2 separate regions of the Homo sapiens genome follow, and region 1 is linked to region 2. The links are chromatin contacts, found by Hi-C in ENCODE. All regions are on one chromosome and are shown on one strand. Each heading gives the region's core, a stretch centred on a gene start or an enhancer-like site at or near the end of the contact. The rest is flanking DNA. Distances are from core to core; before and after follow the strand shown. Region 1 holds the start of FAM81B (family with sequence similarity 81 member B). Region 2 holds the start of MCTP1 (multiple C2 and transmembrane domain containing 1).

Region 1 (2,795 bases), core at 192-2,691, 110 kb before region 2:
TTTACATTTGTATCTAGGTAACCAGAATGCTGAATCAGGTCAGGAACTATGACAAGTGAATTTTTGCAGTGCTGCTAATTTTTTTTTAATTGAGGGCAGTTTCTGTACATATAGCTTGGCTTAAAGGGAGGCTTTCAATTTGCTTTACATTTCCCCTCTCCTCACTTATCCCAATTCTCCCCCATCCCCCCATAACATCTATAGTTAGCTAGAAGAGCATTTCTTTACAGATACTTCTATAAGACCTTTAGAAACTTTTTTAGGATCAGACAGCTCTAAAATAATCAGGAATGTATTTTTTTTAAATTATACTTTAAGTCCTGGGATACACGTGCAGAACATGCAGGTTTGTTACGTAGGTATACACGTGCCATGGTGGTTTGCTGCACCCATCAGCCCATCATCTACATTAGGTATTTCTCCTAATACTATTCCTCCTCTAGCCCCCAACCCCCAACAGGCCCCAGTGTGTGATGTTCCCCTCCCTGTGTCCATGTGTTCTCATTGTTCAACTCCCACTTGTGAGTGAGAACATGTGGTGTTTGGTTTTCCGTTCCTGTGTTAGTTTGCTGAGAATGATGGTTTCCAGCTTCATCCATGTCCCTGCAAAGGGACATGAACTCATCCTTTTTTATGGCTGCATAGTATTCCATGGTGTATATGTGCGGCATTTTCTTTATCCAGTCTATCATTGATGGGCATTTGGGTTGGTTCCAAGTCTTTGCTATTGTGAACAGTGCTGCAATAAACATACGTGTGCATGTGTCTTTATAGTAGAATGATTTATAGTCCTTTGGGTATATACCCATTAATGGGATTGCTGGATCAAATGGTATTTCTAGTTCTAGATCCTTGAGGAATCACCTCACTGTCTTCCACATGGTTGAACTAATTTACACTCCCACCAACAGTATAAAAGCGTTCCTATTTCTCCACATCCTCCCCAGCATCTGTTGTTTCCTGACTTTTTAATGGTTACTATTCTAACTGGCATGAGATGGTATCTCATTGTAGTTTTGATTTGCATTTCTGTAATGACAAGTGATGATGAGCTTTTTCTCGTATGTTTTGGCTGCATAAATGTCTTCTTTTGAGAAGTGTCTGTTCACATCCTTTGCCCACTTTTTGATGGGGTTTTTTTTTCTTGTACATTTGTTTAAGTTATTACTCTGTTGTGCCCAAGCCTTCTGAGGGTCTTCATTGGGATTCATTATTTTGTTTATATGTAATAAGAAACAGAAGAAAGATAGTGAAGTAGGAGAAATTTAGAGACCTCGAATAGTCCATAAGTACCTGAACTCATGATGCTTGCTTTTCCAGCTTTATTTTTTGTAGATTTGATATTTTTGAAAAACAATCTCTGTGATTTTTTTCTTTTTTCTGAGGAAGCCAATGTACCAAGGAATTGTAATTGCATCCTAACTAAGGTCTTCCTGTTTCTGGGGCCTCTTCCCAAGGGTGACTTAGTAGCATTGTGACTGCAGGAAGGATCTATGATGTCAGTGTGGCTGGCCCTCACAACTGAAGTCAGGAAATCCCTGGGATTTAGAAGCTTTGAATGTTTTCTGTAGTGCTCATCATCATACAAATCACTAAGCCTTTCACTTCTTTGTCTCATGGGGTGGGAAGTGGCCATTGTTATACTGATATTTCACACTCTTCTCCTGATTTCATCTTCACAGTTTGAAAAGTGACGAGTTATCATCAAGCTAGACAAAGAGGAAATGAAATGCTGCGGTATGCCCAAATCTTTCTCCAAGTATGTTAGGGAGGAAGCTAACTCTTCTAGGTTAGAAGGGGACTTCACAGATAGTGCAGCACTGATGAAAAGTGACATGGGTCAGAGTTTTACAGAAATGAAAATATTGAACTTTGCCTTTGTAGGGGAAATTTTGTTCAGTTATTTAGCCAAAAGGGGGTGGATTGTTTTAGCTGTAAAATGTTTGTCTGAGTTTTAAAATTAGAATTTGCATGTTTGTTAGTACTACTTGGCCTCCATATACAGAAATGATGCTTTGGCTAAGTTGTTGTCCAAATTATGGTATCAGATTTGCCTTGTTTAAAGGCACACAATGTTCAGGATGCTGAGTGACAAACTTTGATCCCACAGATAAAGGACACCTATGATTTGGGCTTCCATGCATATCCCCTAGTCCTAAGCTAAGCCCTTAAAACTCAAAGATGCAGTAGTTCATGGTTTGCAAGCAGTCCAAAAGGCTCATTATGCTACCCTAATCACCATTGTATCTAGTGCCAAGGGAGACTGACACACAGCAGTGACTAAGAGCAGGTGGCTACAGATTCTGAGAGAGTGGATTGGAACCCTGACTCCTCAACCTACCAGCTGTTTAGTTTGGACAAAATTACATCACCTCTTTAAGCCTCAACTTTCTCCTCTGTGAAATGAGCTAATAATATCGATCCCATAAGATGGTTGAGAGGATTAAATGTAATAATATACTTACAGCGCTCAGCTGAGGGCGGTGCCAGGAATCCACTAAAAGATAACTATTATTAGCGATTATTTCACAAGGTGCCAATTATCCAAGAAACAGTCACAAGCAGAGTCTGTGTGAGAAAGAAAAACTAGATTTAACCTTGCTTAACAACTTTTTAAGATTCTTTCTCTTCTTAAATTCAGCTTTTAATCCATGGTATTTGGTTAGAAAAATGGGCCCTACTAAAATGGACAATTTTGGTAGGTTTGTTCTCTAAACATAAATGGCTATTCAATTTTAACATAACAATGCACATAATATATATGTATATTATTAATGTCTGCTCTGGTTTGAATC
Region 2 (2,850 bases), core at 176-2,675:
CTGCTTCCTGCCTCAGGACCTCTGTATCTGCTGTTCCTTCTACCTGAAATTCTACAGTCAGATCCGTCAATAGCTGGTTCTCTGTCCTCATTAAGTCTTAACTCAAAATTTTATCTTCTCAGAGAGACTCTCCCTGTACACATAATGTAAAAAACCAAAAACCTCTCCATATGGGGCTGCCAGATTTAGCAAACAAAAACATGACACCCAGTTAAATTTAAATTTCAGATAAATAATAGTATTTTAGTATAAGTATGTCCCATGCAATATTTGGGACATACATATACTAATATTATTCATTGTTTCTCTGAAAGTCAGTTTAATTGGGTGTCCTGCATTTTGTCTGGAAGCTCTTCCTCTGTAGCCACTCTGTTATGTGGTACCCTGCTTAACTGTTTCCATGGGACTTTTGCATATTAGAAATTCTGTTTATTGTCTCGCATCACCTCCCAACCCTCACCCTCACAATAAGCTCCATGTGGGTGGGACCCTGATGCCCTGTTCACAGCTGCATCCCCAGAGCCTATCACAGTGCCTGGTATATAGTAGGTGCTTAATAAATATTTGTTATAAAGGTAACAAAAACAAAACAAAACAAAAAACTTAGGTTGGTAACACCTCCAAAGCATACTGCTAGCTAGACAAGACTGATCAGTGTGCTACCGCAGCTTAGGGAACTCTCCCGTTTTCCCCATTTAGGAGGACGAAAGAGGCATTGTGTTGCTGGCCTTTCAGAAGTCTCTCCTAGCAGAATCAGAAGACCCTGGCTGAGCAGCTTTGGGAGAAGCAAAGTCTGAATGAGCTAAAAAGCCTTTTCCGTTTGCCTTGCAACAAGCAAATGAAGTAACCAAAGAAAAAATGCGCTTGAATGAAAAGAACAAGATTCTGTGCGTGCCGAATCGGATCAAAGGCAGTGCGCATCACCCATCTTCGTCCACCGTAAACTCCCTGCAACTTAAGGGCTGGCTTTATCGTCAGACTCCGGAAATGCTAGAACCTGATCATAAGAGACCAGTGCAGAGGCAAATAAAGAAAAGGGAGGGGTGGATGGGGATGAAGTCAAGACAGAAGAAATTAAACTCTCGTCTTGGACCCAGGGAGCGCAACGGGGCGGGGGCAGACGTCTTCAGCTTTAGAACTCCGTCGGGTTCATCGCTCAGTGTGGACGATCGGCGCCCCCACGAGACCCATCGAGGGCACATAGTTTCCACTCCAGCTCGCTTCATCCGACCCAGACGATCGCCAGCGCGGCCAGCGGCCAGCGCACAGCGAGCTGCCTGGGCAACTGTGGCCGGATCCTAGGGAGCAAGCTGGCTTCGGGCCCTACCTAGCTCCACCCGGCTCCTACCGGCCCTCCCACCTAGGAGCTGGAGGATGGTCCCGGGGCGCCCCAGGGGGACTGCTGGTCCCCGGAGTCTCCAGCCAGACGCGCCTTGTTGTGTGAGCCGCGTGCGCGCCCAATTTGGAGGCAGCCGCCCCCGCCGCTGACAGGTGCTGCCCAGAGGGCGCCGGGTGCGGTCCCTGGCGCAGCTGGACGCGCACGCCCCGGTGCGTGCAGCTTCCCGAGCTCGGTCAGAGAGAAGAGGGAGCCAGGGCGCGGCCTGGGGGACGCCAGTGGACTGGAGCCGCGGAGCTTCGAGGGAAAAACTTTGCAGGCGCCGCGGCCGGGATTCGGTTACGGCTCCAGCCCACCCCAGCAGGTGCGGGAGGAAGAGGCAGCGCCGGAGTCCCGAGGCCAGAGAGCCTCGGCGGCGGCGGCCGCTTCTTTCCCCCGAGCTGGCCTGAAGTCGCTGGGCACTCCCGGTTTCTGCTGCTGCGCCCGCCGCCGCCGCCGCCGCCACCGCCAGCGCCGCGGGGACCCGGGAGGAGGTGCAGCCGAAGAGGGAGGAGAAGCAGGAGGAGGAGGAGGAGGAGGAGGGGAGAGGAGGAGCAGGGGGTGGAGGATGGAGCCCCGGGCTGCCGCGGCGGGCGAGCCAGAGCCGCCGGCGGCGTCCTCCTCCTTCCAGGCCCGGCTCTGGAAGAACCTGCAGCTGGGGGTGGGCAGGAGCAAGGGCGGCGGGGGCGGGCGCGCTGGGGGTCCAGAGCGCCGCACTGCGGACACCCCGTCGCCCTCCCCGCCACCCCCGGTGGGCACAGGGAATGCACCGGCCAGGGGGAGTGGTGCAGGCAGCAGGTGGAGCGGCTTCAAGAAGCGGAAGCAAGTGCTGGACCGAGTCTTCTCCTCCTCGCAGCCCAACCTGTGCTGCTCGTCGCCGGAGCCCCTGGAGCCCGGCGGCGCCGGCAGAGCCGAGCAGGGGTCCACGCTACGCCGCCGGATCCGCGAGCATTTGCTCCCCGCCGTAAAGGGGCCCGCGGCGGCCTCGGGAGCAGCGGGAGGGACGCCTCCTGGCGGACGCTCCCCCGACTCAGCTCCTTCCTCTTCCTCCGCCTCATCCTCCCTGTCCTCCTCGCCCCAGCCTCCCCCGAGGGGGGACCGCGCCCGAGATGAGGGTGCACGGCGTCAGGGCCCCGGGGCGCACTTGTGCCACCAGAAGAGCTCCTCTCTGCCGGGCACCGCCTGCCTGGAGCAGCTGCTGGAGCCGCCGCCTCCTCCCGCAGAGCCGGCGCGGAGTCCCGCGGAGTCTCGGGCCCCGGAGACGGGCGAGGAGCACGGCAGCAGCCAGGTGAGTGCCGGTGGCGCGGCCGGAGACAAGGTGCGCGGGACCACGCCTCCCTCTTCAGGCGTTCACCACCCGGGGAGCGGGGGGCGGGGGCCGGGAGGCGGGAGGAGAAATGCTATTAATTCTAAGTAGATGAAACAGTCGAAAGAAAACATCTCGCTCTGGTTTAGCAAAGATGAAAGAGTTCTGA

Evidence for each region. A loop is a pair of places that touch in the nucleus more often than their neighbours do.
Region 1: a loop to region 2 is called in a map of endothelial cell of umbilical vein, with 2.4 times the contacts of the local background. The contact joins the promoter of FAM81B here to the promoter of MCTP1 in region 2. A Hi-C loop is called at or near these places in 1 of 168 maps with a recorded cell type or tissue (endothelial cell of umbilical vein).

The regions. Positions count from the first base shown.
Region 1 is chr5:95,390,012-95,392,806 of GRCh38, reverse strand. It overlaps FAM81B (family with sequence similarity 81 member B), which reads right to left and starts at 1,441. Exons shown (of 10, transcript NM_152548.3): 1 at 1,294-1,441; 2 at 1-13. The coding sequence starts at 1,417. LOC105379089 (a long non-coding RNA gene) reads left to right here and starts at 1,635. Exons shown (of 3, transcript XR_948586.1): 1 at 1,635-1,737. RefSeq lists an enhancer at 1-281.
Region 2 is chr5:95,283,669-95,286,518 of GRCh38, reverse strand. MCTP1 (multiple C2 and transmembrane domain containing 1) reads left to right here and starts at 1,425. Exons shown (of 23, transcript NM_024717.7): 1 at 1,425-2,663. The coding sequence starts at 1,944. RefSeq lists silencers at 2,077-2,136, 2,217-2,336.